Linked DNA regions of Homo sapiens: regions 2 and 3 are each linked to region 1. A link is a contact called in ENCODE Hi-C data. All regions are on one chromosome and are shown on one strand. The core of a region is the stretch at or near the end of the contact, and the rest is flanking DNA. Distances in the headings are between cores, read along the strand shown. Region 1 has its middle 88 kb from the start of WSPAR. Region 2 overlaps LOC105379182 (a long non-coding RNA gene). Region 3 has its middle 140 kb from the start of FSTL4.

The links. Hi-C counts contacts between places; a loop is a spot of excess contacts on that map. Pooled maps may share reads with other maps.
Region 2: a loop to region 1 is called in a pooled map, with 6 times the contacts of the local background. The contact joins two enhancer-like sites. A Hi-C loop is called at or near these places in 23 of 37 single-sample maps with no recorded cell type and 7 of 50 pooled maps.
Region 3: a pooled map shows a loop between it and region 1 (5-fold over the local background). The contact joins two enhancer-like sites. A Hi-C loop is called at or near these places in 1 of 168 maps with a recorded cell type or tissue (posterior cingulate gyrus), 4 of 37 single-sample maps with no recorded cell type and 4 of 50 pooled maps.

Annotation. Positions count from the first base shown.
Region 1 is chr5:133,824,118-133,827,807 of GRCh38, forward strand. It overlaps a transcript of FSTL4 not described here. Among named protein-coding and RNA genes, the nearest start is that of WSPAR, 88 kb to the right of the region's middle. RefSeq lists an enhancer at 703-752. Within about 2 kb of position 1,639, at least 6 of the 41 ENCODE cell types and tissues checked have a DNase peak (open chromatin) inside an H3K27ac peak, as active enhancers do.
Region 2 is chr5:133,933,729-133,937,418 of GRCh38, forward strand. All of the region lies in intron 3 of LOC105379182 (a long non-coding RNA gene), which reads right to left. Among named protein-coding and RNA genes, the nearest start is that of WSPAR, 22 kb to the left of the region's middle. RefSeq lists an enhancer at 1-67. Within about 2 kb of position 1,608, at least 4 of the 41 ENCODE cell types and tissues checked have a DNase peak (open chromatin) inside an H3K27ac peak, as active enhancers do.
Region 3 is chr5:133,752,444-133,756,133 of GRCh38, forward strand. It overlaps a transcript of FSTL4 not described here. Among named protein-coding and RNA genes, the nearest start is that of FSTL4, 140 kb to the left of the region's middle. Within about 2 kb of position 1,593, at least 2 of the 41 ENCODE cell types and tissues checked have a DNase peak (open chromatin) inside an H3K27ac peak, as active enhancers do.

The DNA.
Region 1 (3,690 bases), core at 389-2,888:
GGTGATTCTCTAGCAGACACCAGCTGGGTGTCCTCTTCTTCAATTCAGTTCTGACACTGTCTACCTGGAGAGAGCATCAGATCCCACAGGACTGCTCCCACTCCAGATGCCAATCATAAATAGTGGGTTGCCACCTATGCTTCTGATGGACCCACTATAAATGAGGGTTCCCACAGCCCCCTCCTTGGGTTCGATTAATCTGCTATAGCAGCTCACAGAACTCAGGGAAACGCTTTACTTACATTTACCAGTTTAATCCAGGTGAAAGAGATCCACAGAACAAGGCATGTGCCCCCATCCTGAGGCTATTTAGGGGCCACCAGCCATCTCAGAAGCAGACAAAAGACACTCATATCCCTCTAGAGATTCCAGGGCTTCAGGATCTCTTGCCAGGAAAGGGAGATGAAGACCAAATGTATATTTCACAGTATCAGAGTACCTGAGTATATTTCACCACCATTAAACAAGAGGTGATGCATGACTCAGCTCCATCAGAGAAGTAAGAAGACTCGGGGCGAAGAAGGCCCTGTGCCTTTCTCTGGCACACTGGAAGCACCTGCTTGTGTACCAGCTTCTCACCAAGACCCCTGTTGCCAAAGCAACCAAGTTTGGCTTTTCCTGCCCAAAGCACGCAGGCATCCTTGAGCAGGGGAGAGGTGGAGCCAGGCATGCACCGGGAAACCACCACATACCATGTCCAATGGCTGAGCCCTTTGAACTCTCAAGGTTGCTAAATGGTACCTGAGTCCAGGACTCCCACCAAGACACCCAACTCCACAGACAGACAAGTTAATAAATCACAGCGTGAATCCCCTTCAGAGGGTGGCTGTGTGTAAAAATAGAGAGGGCACCACAGCTTCCTGCCCACCTTTTCCTGGTGTCCCTGGAATCATTCATTACAACCACAGGGCAAGAGTCCGTGGTGGCAGAGATGAAGAGGCTCAGTGGCCTGGCTCCACCTCCTCACTTCACAGAGACACTGAGGTCACTCAGGGACTCAGTGCCTCGCTGCACTCACACAGAGACTCAGGAGTCAAAACCAGTTAAAACCAGGCCTCAGGTCTCCCTACTCCCACGCCACCTTGAAGGACACACCCCCCAGAAACCACAGCTCACTCCTTTTTCAGGACTTCATAGTCAAGAAACAAGCCCTGCCAATCCTATGCTCAAAAGTCCCCAGGCTGAGATGCAGGTCTTTCAGGTGGGCACCAAACTTTGGTCTGGAATCTTGAACTCATTTCAAAGTGTTTCTCAAGATGGTTCTTGTATAATTTCCACCTTAGCACAAACTAATAGCTCCTCATTGCAATTCCTCTGCCTCTGCAGCCATTTACCACTGCATTGACCTTTGCTTCTAGGTTAATTATCAATAGTTTTGTCTATTGAAGAAATTGAACTGAATTAGCTTAGTTTTAATCTCTCATCAGTAATTCAAATGACCATTTCCCACTGATGAAAAATAAAACTATCCGCGGGGGTGGGTGCAGGAGAGCCACCAACTCCTAACAAGGCTTCACCAGGCAGGGAGGGGCATGGCCCTCACCAGTAGGCATCAAAGCCGTTCCCCTGGCGTCCCATGCTTGAGTGCCCTCGGTCTGGACTGGACTTGTGCCAGGGAGCACGGAGGATGTCCCAGGTTGGTCCGGCCCTGTCTGACAGCCCATTAGCTCCAGCTGTCGGTGACATCTGCCTGCTCTGATTACCGTCAGAGCTGCGGAGAAGCAATGGCCCCCAGCATCGAGCTGTCTCCCCCTGTGCTCAGCTGTCATCAAGTATTGTGTTTCCACCTCAAGGCACTCAGAACCCATCCCCGGCTGCTATTTATAACCTTCCTTGAGGTCGCCTGCCGGTGAGGCTGCAGAAGGGGTGTGCCACTTCAGGGCAAAAGGCCCCAAACACCACCAACTTCCTGCCACTGCCTCCAGGTGAGAAGCAGGCAACTTCTGAGCTGAGCAAAATCAATTCACAAAAGTACATGCAGCATCAGGTCAGCTTCCACTGCGCTCCATGGCTGGGGACTCCAGGCTACATGAGAGGGACACTGAGACTAGGGCAGCTTGCGATGTCACCAGAGGCCTGGAGAGATGGATTCAGATGGCGCCACATGGCTCCATGCTCAGCCTGACAGGACTGCCTCTGATATCTAAAAAGATGCCACAGTGATTGCAAAGGGACTGAAAATCCCAGCCTTTGACTTGTGCTGAGCCACCCATGTTAGTTTCCTGTGGCTGCCATAACAAAGGACCACAAACTGGGTGGCTTATAACGACAGAAATGATTCTCCCACAGTTCTGAAGCCCAGAAGCCCAGAATCCTGCCACACCAGACTCCCTCCAGGGACCCTAAGGGAGAAGCTGCCTTTGCCTCTTTCAGCTTCTGGTGGCCATCAGCATTCCTTGACTTGTGGCCGCATCACTCCAACCTCTGCCTCTGTGGCCACACTGCCTCCTCTTCGTGTGTCTTCTCTGTGTCTCAAATCCCCCGTTGGCCTTTCTCCTACAAGGACACTTGGATGCAGGGCCCACCTAGGTAATCCAGGAGTATCACCCCATCTCAAGATCCTTAATTTAATTTCACCTGCAAAACTGTTTTTCCAAATAAAGTCACACACACTGGGCTCAGGGACGTAGATACATCTTTTGGGGGACCACCTATTCAACCTAGTCTATACCCCAACCTAAGGGAATAAAACAAGAGTCTGGCTTTTAGAGTCAGGAAGCACTGGGTTTGAATCCCACCACTGCCACTGACTTAATAACTAAAATTCTGTCTTTTCTTAGGATGTCACCAGCACCCAGTGTGATTCCAATAACAGGGCCCAGCAGGGCAGGGATCTGAGAACAGGCCTTGCCCTCCTCCCCTCTCACCACAGAAGGCCCAATGGCACGCCCAGTGACAGTCCCGCCCCAGGCCCAGATGGGAGCAGGAACTTTGTGGGTCCGTAAAGACGGCCTGCAGAGGAGCCATTTGCTTTCCCCACTCCAGGGAAGCAGCACTCTGTCACCTCTTATGATACCGCATCATCCTCGGCTCTGGGACCTGGCTGCCTGCCTGCTTGTTTCTGCCTCAGCGCCCCCAGCAGCACCAATAGGTCTCCATCCAGGCTTTGTTTGCTTTTAATTACTAAGCCAACTAAGTGAGCCCCCAGCACAGACACACCTGGCTGCCTCTGACAGGTAATGAATCGTTCAACCATGTTCAAGGACAGGCCTTCCTGACAGCAGCGGGGCGATCAACTGAACAAAGTCAGGGTGAGCTGGGAGGGCAGAGAATATTGACTAAGGAGTGTCGCGGATGCCTGCCTCCCAACACTGCCCCTGAGCTCAGCTGATATGGATGCAGATAGTCTTGGGACCACAAGTTTCTGACGAGGAGGATTGATTTCTCTAGGAAAATGGAGAGTGGACACTGTGCAAATACTCTCTTATATATCAGCACCAACATGGAGATCCTTTAAACATCACTTTTCAGTGACCAAAAGAAGAGTTTTTCTTAAGACCAGAGAGAAGACATCCAAGTCTGTGGACTCCTCTTGTATGATTTTCCTCCACAGGCTGAAAAGACCTACAAAGCCATGGGTTTCTTCCACACTATCTCACCCCAAATTCTGTACATTGCACACAAGGCTGGTCACACACCTCTCTGGAGCCATCCTCAAGCAGAAGAGGGTCATGTTCAACAACCCAGGGT
Region 2 (3,690 bases), core at 358-2,857, 110 kb after region 1:
TTCCTCTTCTTTCCCTGCTCCTCCCTCCTCCTTCTCTATCCACTTCCCTTCCTCCTCCTCATCCCCACTTTCTCCTCCCACCCATCTTTCTCTCTCCCTGTACCCTCCTCCACTGCCTCTCCCCTCCGCTCCCACCCCCGCTCACACATCTGAGCCCTGAAAGCCTGTGGGGACCTTGTGGTCCCAGGTGGGCCCAACTGCTCACTGCTGCCTAACCCTCTCCCTCCCACCTGGGACCTGCTGGGTTGTGGCTTGTCCTAGGGGCGCCAACCTTCCAGATCTGCATGACCAGGTCTTCACTTTAACGCTGCTGGTGTGGTCAGCAAAGCCTGGACTCGTCAGGAAGGGCTTCATGATGCAGGAACTGCGGCGAGTCCTGTACCTTCGCTGTGGCCTCACCTCTGTGTCTCCTGACATCCTGACACAGCCTGGAGCTTTGCCTCCCCACCTGACACTCCCGACACCCTAACAGACCACACTGCCCAGTTGCCCTTGCCCACGAAGGCCTCACCTCTCCACAACCTGCCTTGTAGAGTGTAAGGTGGCCTCTCTGTCCCCTGTGGCCCACTCCGGGTGACTGACACGATGGCACCAACCAGGATCCTGCAGGGCAGGCACCGCCTCTCCTGCCATCCCACTCCTGCCTGGCTAAAGATCACAGCCCAGTGCTCCCAGCTGTATGTCCTCAGGACACCCTGGCGCAAGGTCTGGCTGGCCCTTCCACTTCCTTCAGCTGGACTGAGTTGTGGAGCTTGCCAGATGTTTCCAGAGAGGTGAAGGGAGGTCTCAGCTGTTGGAGTATGGGTGCTTCTAGTTTTAAAGAGGTGTGGGCTCTGCTAAAGTTTCCGTCTTTCATTCAGTCACACTCCCTGCACACCCACGGTGTGCCAGGCCCCATGCTAAGTGCTAGGGATACAGGGAGCAACAGCCAGACAGTGCCCTGTCCTCAGAGCTTTCAATGATGGCAGGCATTCAGCCAGCAATGACAATGATACTCAACAATGAGTATATAATAACTATTAGAATTTGAGGGACACAGGAGTGTACACCAGGGGCTCTGATTTCATCCAAGCCAGGGATGGAATGATAGGGGAAAGCCCATCTGCACAATTTTGGTTGGGATTTGAGGGGCAGATAGAAGAAGCTGGTCAAAAGAGTAAGAAAAGGAGGTCCTGTGGGGTCCTGGCAGGCAAGGGACCCCACAGGGAACCTGGGTTTCATGCATATGAAGTCATGGAAGAAGGCTCCTGTGGCCACAATGTGGTGAGTGGGGGCGGCCAGCAGGCTGAAGTCAGATCCCCCAGGCCTGGGATGCAGACCACTACTTAAGGCTGAATTGCTTCAGGTGGAATCCTGGTGCAGGGTCCCAGGCCTGACCCCAGAGGCTGGCTCCTCCCCAAACTGCCCCCAGCCATGTGCTCTGTTCTTTCATGGTCTCAGAGAAGAAGCTGGTCAGGACAGAGGACCCTGAGGAAGGGCTCTCTGTTTAGACAGCTCCTATCCCACTCCTTCAGGCCAGTCCTGGTCATGCTCAGGACATGGACCAGGAGCAAAGCGCCATGCTCTGCCCCTCCCTGCATGTGCCAGCCCCACTGGTCACACCCCGATGGCCCTTACATACTTACAGCTGTGCCACTGGGTAATTTAGCTCCCAGGGGTATTATATTTAAGGTTTTGTCAACAGGCTATTTATAAAATGCCTCTCAGGCGTGGAGAGGAAGCTCAGAGGGAGTAGGGGATGGGCACACTGCTCCTCCAGAATTATAGAGCTGCTAGAGAACCAGCTAGGACTGCAGAGGCAACAGGAATGTGTATGGTCATCAAGGTGGCTGTGGTCCGAGGACACATGCCCACCATCCTGGCAGCAGGGTGGCAGGTGTATGTGCTGAGACTGGCCTGCACTCAGGCTGTTCTCTGCACTGGCCACCTCAGGCCCCTCGCCCTCCCCATCTTCAGTTGTTCAGATCCCACCATTCTTCAACATTCAGCCAGGATGACCCCTCCTCCCCAAACCCCCACTGATTCTGTGGCTCCTCCTCCAGTACTGTGGCTCCTCCCCTGGTTCTGGGCTCCTCCCCCGGTTCTGTGGCTCCTCCTCTGGTTCTGTGGCTCCTCCTCTGGTTCTGTGGCTCCCCTCCCGGGTTCTGTGGCCCCTGCTCCGGTTCTGTGGCCCCCTCATCAGGTTCTGTGGCCCCTCGTCCAGTTCTGTGGCTCCTCCTCTGGTTCTGTGACTCCTCCTCTGGTTCTGTGGCTCCTCCTCTCGTTCTGTGGCTCCTCCCCTGGTTCTGTGGCTCCTCCTTCGGTTCAGTGTCTCTTCATCCGGTTCTGTGACTCCTCCTCTGGTTCTGTGGCTCCTCCTCCAGTTCTGTGGCTCCTCCTCTGGTTCTGTGACTCCTCCTCTGGTTCTGTGGCTCCTCCTCTTGTTCTGTGGCTCCTCCTCCAGTTCTGTGGCTCCTCCTCCAGTTCTGTGGCTCCTCCTTCAGTTCAGTGGCTCTTCATCCGGTTCTGTGTCTCCTCCTCTGGTTCTGTGGCTCCTCCTCCAGTTCTGTGCCTCCTCCTCTGGTTCTGTGGCTCCTCCCCTGGTTCTGTGGCTCCTCCTCTGGTTCTGTGGCTCCTCCCCTGGTTCTGTGGCTCCTCCTCTGGTTCTGTGGCTCCTCCCCTGGTTCTGTGGCTCCTCCTTCGGTTCAGTGGCTCTTTGTCCGGTTCTGTGTCTCCTCCTCCGGTTCTGTGGCTCCTCCTCCAGTTCTGTGACTCCTCCTCTGGTTCTGTGGCTCCTCCTCCAGTTCTGTGGCTCCTCTTCTGGTTCTGTGGCTCCTCCTCTGGTTCTGTGACTCCTCCTCTGGTTCTGTGGCTCCTCCTCTCGTTCTGTGGCTCCTCCCCTGGTTCTGTGGCTCCTCCTTCGGTTCAGTGGCTCTTCGTCCGGTTCTGTGGCCCCTCCTCTGGTTCTGTGGCCCCTCCTCTGGTTCTGTGGCCCCTCCTCCGGTTCTGTGGCCCCTCCTCTGGTTCTGTGTCTCCTCCTCCAGTTCTGTGGCCCCTCCTCCGGTTCTGTGGCTCCTCATGACCTTGCTGTTATCACAGCTCTACAGCTGGCTCCCACCATGGTTTAGAGAAAGGCCTCAGCTCCACGAGGCAAACAGGCAAGAGCTTTTTTTTGTTTTTTTCCTCTCCCTGAAAATCCCATAATTTGGGGTCACTTTTGGCTCTAAGGATGATGTTATCTTCAGGTATTAAAGAGTCTTATCTAGTCCAGCTAAAATCAAAACTTTATACAGCACTGTGAATATATTATCCTACTGAGCTATACACTTAAAAAAATGATCAGTAGGGTAAATTTTTATCTGTATTTTACCACAATTTAAATTTTTAAAAATCTAAAAACACTTTACTCTCACAAGCAATCTTAGCCTTTTGTCTCCCTCACTCAAGCCTGCACCTCAGCTCAGGGACTGGCAAGGGGGGCCAGTGGGGGTACATTGTTTAATGACATGAGATGAGTGGCTGTACTAGTCAGAGTCCTCCAGAGAAACAGAACCAATAGCAGCCATATATACACATAAAGAGTTTGTGAACATGGCTACTGAGAGATGGCAGACAGATTGAGAGAGAGAGAGACTTCTAAGGAATTGGCTCACATGATTATGGGGTCCGGCAAATCCAAAATCTGTAGAGCTGATGTCCTAGTTTAAGCCC
Region 3 (3,690 bases), core at 343-2,842, 72 kb before region 1:
CCGTCTCTACTAAAAATACAAAAGCTAGCCAGTTGTGGTGGCGGGTGCCTGTAATCTCAGCCACTTGGGAGGCTGAGAATCACTTGAACCCGGGAGGCAGAGGTTGCAGTGATCTAAGATTGCGCCACTGTACTCCAGCCTAGGCGACAGAGCGAGGCTCTGTCTCAAATAAAATAAAATAAAATTAAATTAAATTAAATTAAATTAAAGGGCTTCCTTTCCTAGCATTCGTGGAAAATAACTGAGATGTGGAATTCTGAAAGTCCTCTTCCACTGCCTATATAACAGTGATCATTTGTCACTGTGCAGGGGTCATAGGGGGCAGGGGGGTCAAGGGTCAGTGCTGCCAGCACAGACACCCCAGAATCTCACACAGAGAAAAGCTACCACAGCCTGTTACTGGTCGACCAGCTCTCTCCCCTTCTAATGAGGTCAAGTTGCAGTTATTTTCTTGCGCTCTGAGCCCCACACTTTCTTTCTTCATGTGAATGTGGATTTTCAAGAAAGAAAAGAAAAAACAAGACCTCTTTGTGATTCTCATACTATTTTGATTCTAAGTATAATGGTTGTTATGAAATAACCCCTTTAAAAGAAAACTACACCACAATGAACCAGCTACCCTTATATAATCAGAAAATGTAAATATGTTATAACAACAAAAAGAAAAAGTCTTTTTGTGGTCAAGACCAAAGTTACCTGTATGCATTATTCACAATAAAGGCAAACCAGACTTGCTCCCAGGCCCACAAACTGAAGGGGCAGCCTTCTCCTCTGCTCCCTGCTCTGCATCTTGCAAACAGGGAAATGAGATCTGGAGGGTTCTTTTGGCTCCTTATAACCAGAAAATGAAAATTGGACCCTGCTGAGAGTCACAAAAGCCCCAGATGGGCATGTGTCCACTGGCAGGCATGGTTACTTCTACTCAGTGACTTAACAGCCCTCATCACTGATGCTTGTTCTCCCAACTCCTCTGAAATAAGGGAGGGTGGGACCCAGGAGTCCCTAATCTCAGGTGGCTCACATTGCCTGGTTCCCCCATCAAATTGGCCACTCGATGAGCTGGAGAAGATTCACAGACACTTATATGGGAAACTGAGCTAAGCCAGGTGGTAACTCTCACTAGGGGCTGGCCAGGGGACTGGACACATGGTTCCAGCCAGCTGTACCACTCAATAACTATTTGACCCTGCCTGGACTTATCCCTTCTCTCCCCTGGGCCTTTGTGGGTCCACATTTGTTCTGTGTGTGTGTGTGTGTGTGTGTGTGTGTGTGTGTGTGTGTGTGTAGTGGCAGGGAAGGTCTGGCCCAGACATTCTGTGACCATAACCAACTCTCCCCATTCCTGCATAGCATCAGGTAGTGAGTGGCTGTCTGGGCACACCAATACAGTGAACCATAGTGCAGCCCAGTGTTTAAACTATGGACTTTAAATGCAGATAAGCCTAGGTTCAAGTCCCAGTTATGCCCCTTAACTTCTCTAAGCTGCAGTTTCAGCCTCTATAAAATAGGATAAAAAAGGAGATTGCAATAAGAAAATGGCTGTGAGTGTTAGCATAATGACTAATAGTGGGGAACCCAGGCAGGAAGCTCTGCTGTACCATTCGTGCCCTGAGGATATCCCAGCCCCATGTTCCGCCAACAGTGGAGACAACTTATACACAGCATACAAAGTAATCAGAGTCAGACAAGAGAATTTGACTTACAATTCAATCATCCAACTCTAGACAAGAGAGCAAACCGGAACCACCTCAGGGAGCCTAGTCTTCATTTTGTAATAAGTTAGTGAAGAAAATAAATACAAACTATCAATTTTTATCCTAGTCATAATGAAGTTTATTAGAAGGTATAATTGCTATGAAATAGAACTGACAATGATTAAAATTCCACACTGCACACTTTGTTAGAGCTAAAAGATATATATATATAAAAAGATCAAAATGTCCTAATAAAATTTAGATCTGCAAATATTTGTCCACGTAAATTGGATTTGAAAGAAACAATGGCCACACAAAAATTCACAATGGCAGAAGTTATAATGGATAGTTTGATAGATGTATTCAATCCTCCCTGTATAGTTTACACAAAACAGAATTAAATTCTTTGAAATAATTTTAGTAAAATTAGTATTACAAATAAGTTTACTAGACAGGATAGAAAACTGATGAAGGAATTAAACTAGTTTAATGAGGCTCACCTCAGAAAACCCACTATGTCTGCATTCATAAACACCAAGCCCAAGAGACCATGGTCAAAATACCTGTCAGGTCCACGCTCTGGGGACAAAATGCCCAGTGCTCACTAGAGGGCAGTATCCTGAGCCCAGTGGAGCTCAGACGTGTGAAGACAACATGTTGATTCTGCTCTAACTCTAGAGCCTACCGTTTAAGACAGACATTCCTGGACACCATCCACCTTTCCAGCCATCCCTCCCACCTTCCCCCACACCCTGAAGTCAAACTGGATTATTTTAGCCTGGGTTCCTTCGTGTACATTATCCCCTCTGTCTGGCAGGTCTTCCCATACCCCACTTCCCACCCTTCCTTCAAGACCCAGCTCTTGCTCCTCCTCCTCATTGCCTCCCACATGGCCTCCATCCCCCTGCAAGCCAGACCTCACCCTTCCTCATAGGCTCCTCCTGCCAAAGTCACCAATGACCTCTTCGTTGCCAACTCCATGGAAACTCTCAGATTTCCTTCTCTACCCATCACTCCCTCCTTCTGGCAACCATTTCTTTCTAAGTTTCCATGACCCCTTGGGCAATGCAGTTCCTTTTGGCCAAGGGCAATTCCTAGAAAGGGATGCAGCTGTGAGCTGTTATCAACCTACACCCAGGATAGCACTCTCACTCTGTCCCAGTTGCCTGGAAATATCATTTTTATTCTCTCTAAACATTCTGATGACCAAGAGCTGGTCCCGGGACAATAAAAGCAGCAATGAACCTGCCCCTCCACCTGCTATAGACAGGATACCACCATTATCCTTCCTCCACCAGCTCTCTTGGCTCAGAAATGGCCCTAAACCCAAAGCAGTAAAACTCAAGCACCTCTTCCATCAGACCCTCACATCCTCTCCTCCCCCTGCCCACCACCTCTCACACATACTCTAGACCTCACCCACATTTCAGCATACCTCAAATCTTGGCATAAATGTGCACTCCCCTTTTTCTGCCTGATGGGCTTCTACTTGCATCTTCAAAATCCAGCCCCAGCATCACTACCCAAAGCACCCTTCTCCATGTAGATCATAGCCAGCTCTCTGCTTTACAGGAGGACTGTTTCTTAGCACTGGGAGCTGAGACTCACCTTCCACAATGCTTTGGACTCCAAGGGGAGCACCTGGCGGGTATAAGCATAAAACAACCCTGTTCTTTCTCACAACTGTCTCTCTTCATCAAACTGTGTTCAGCCCATCTTCTCTTCCCAGGGAGAAAATCTCTGGCAAATTTCACAGCTGTTTGGTCACTGTCATTTATCCATTTCACAAATATTACTGAATGCCTACTATGTCCCAGGTTGCAGCAACACACAATGAACAAAACAAGAAGCAAAATGCAACACAACAGAAACAAACTTCTTGCCTTCACAGAGCTTACATTCTAGTGGAATACACAGGCAGTAAGCAATACAGTGCAGAGCATGTTAAGTAGGGAGGAGGCAGCTGGCAAGAGCGGGCTTATAATTTTAGTCAGGC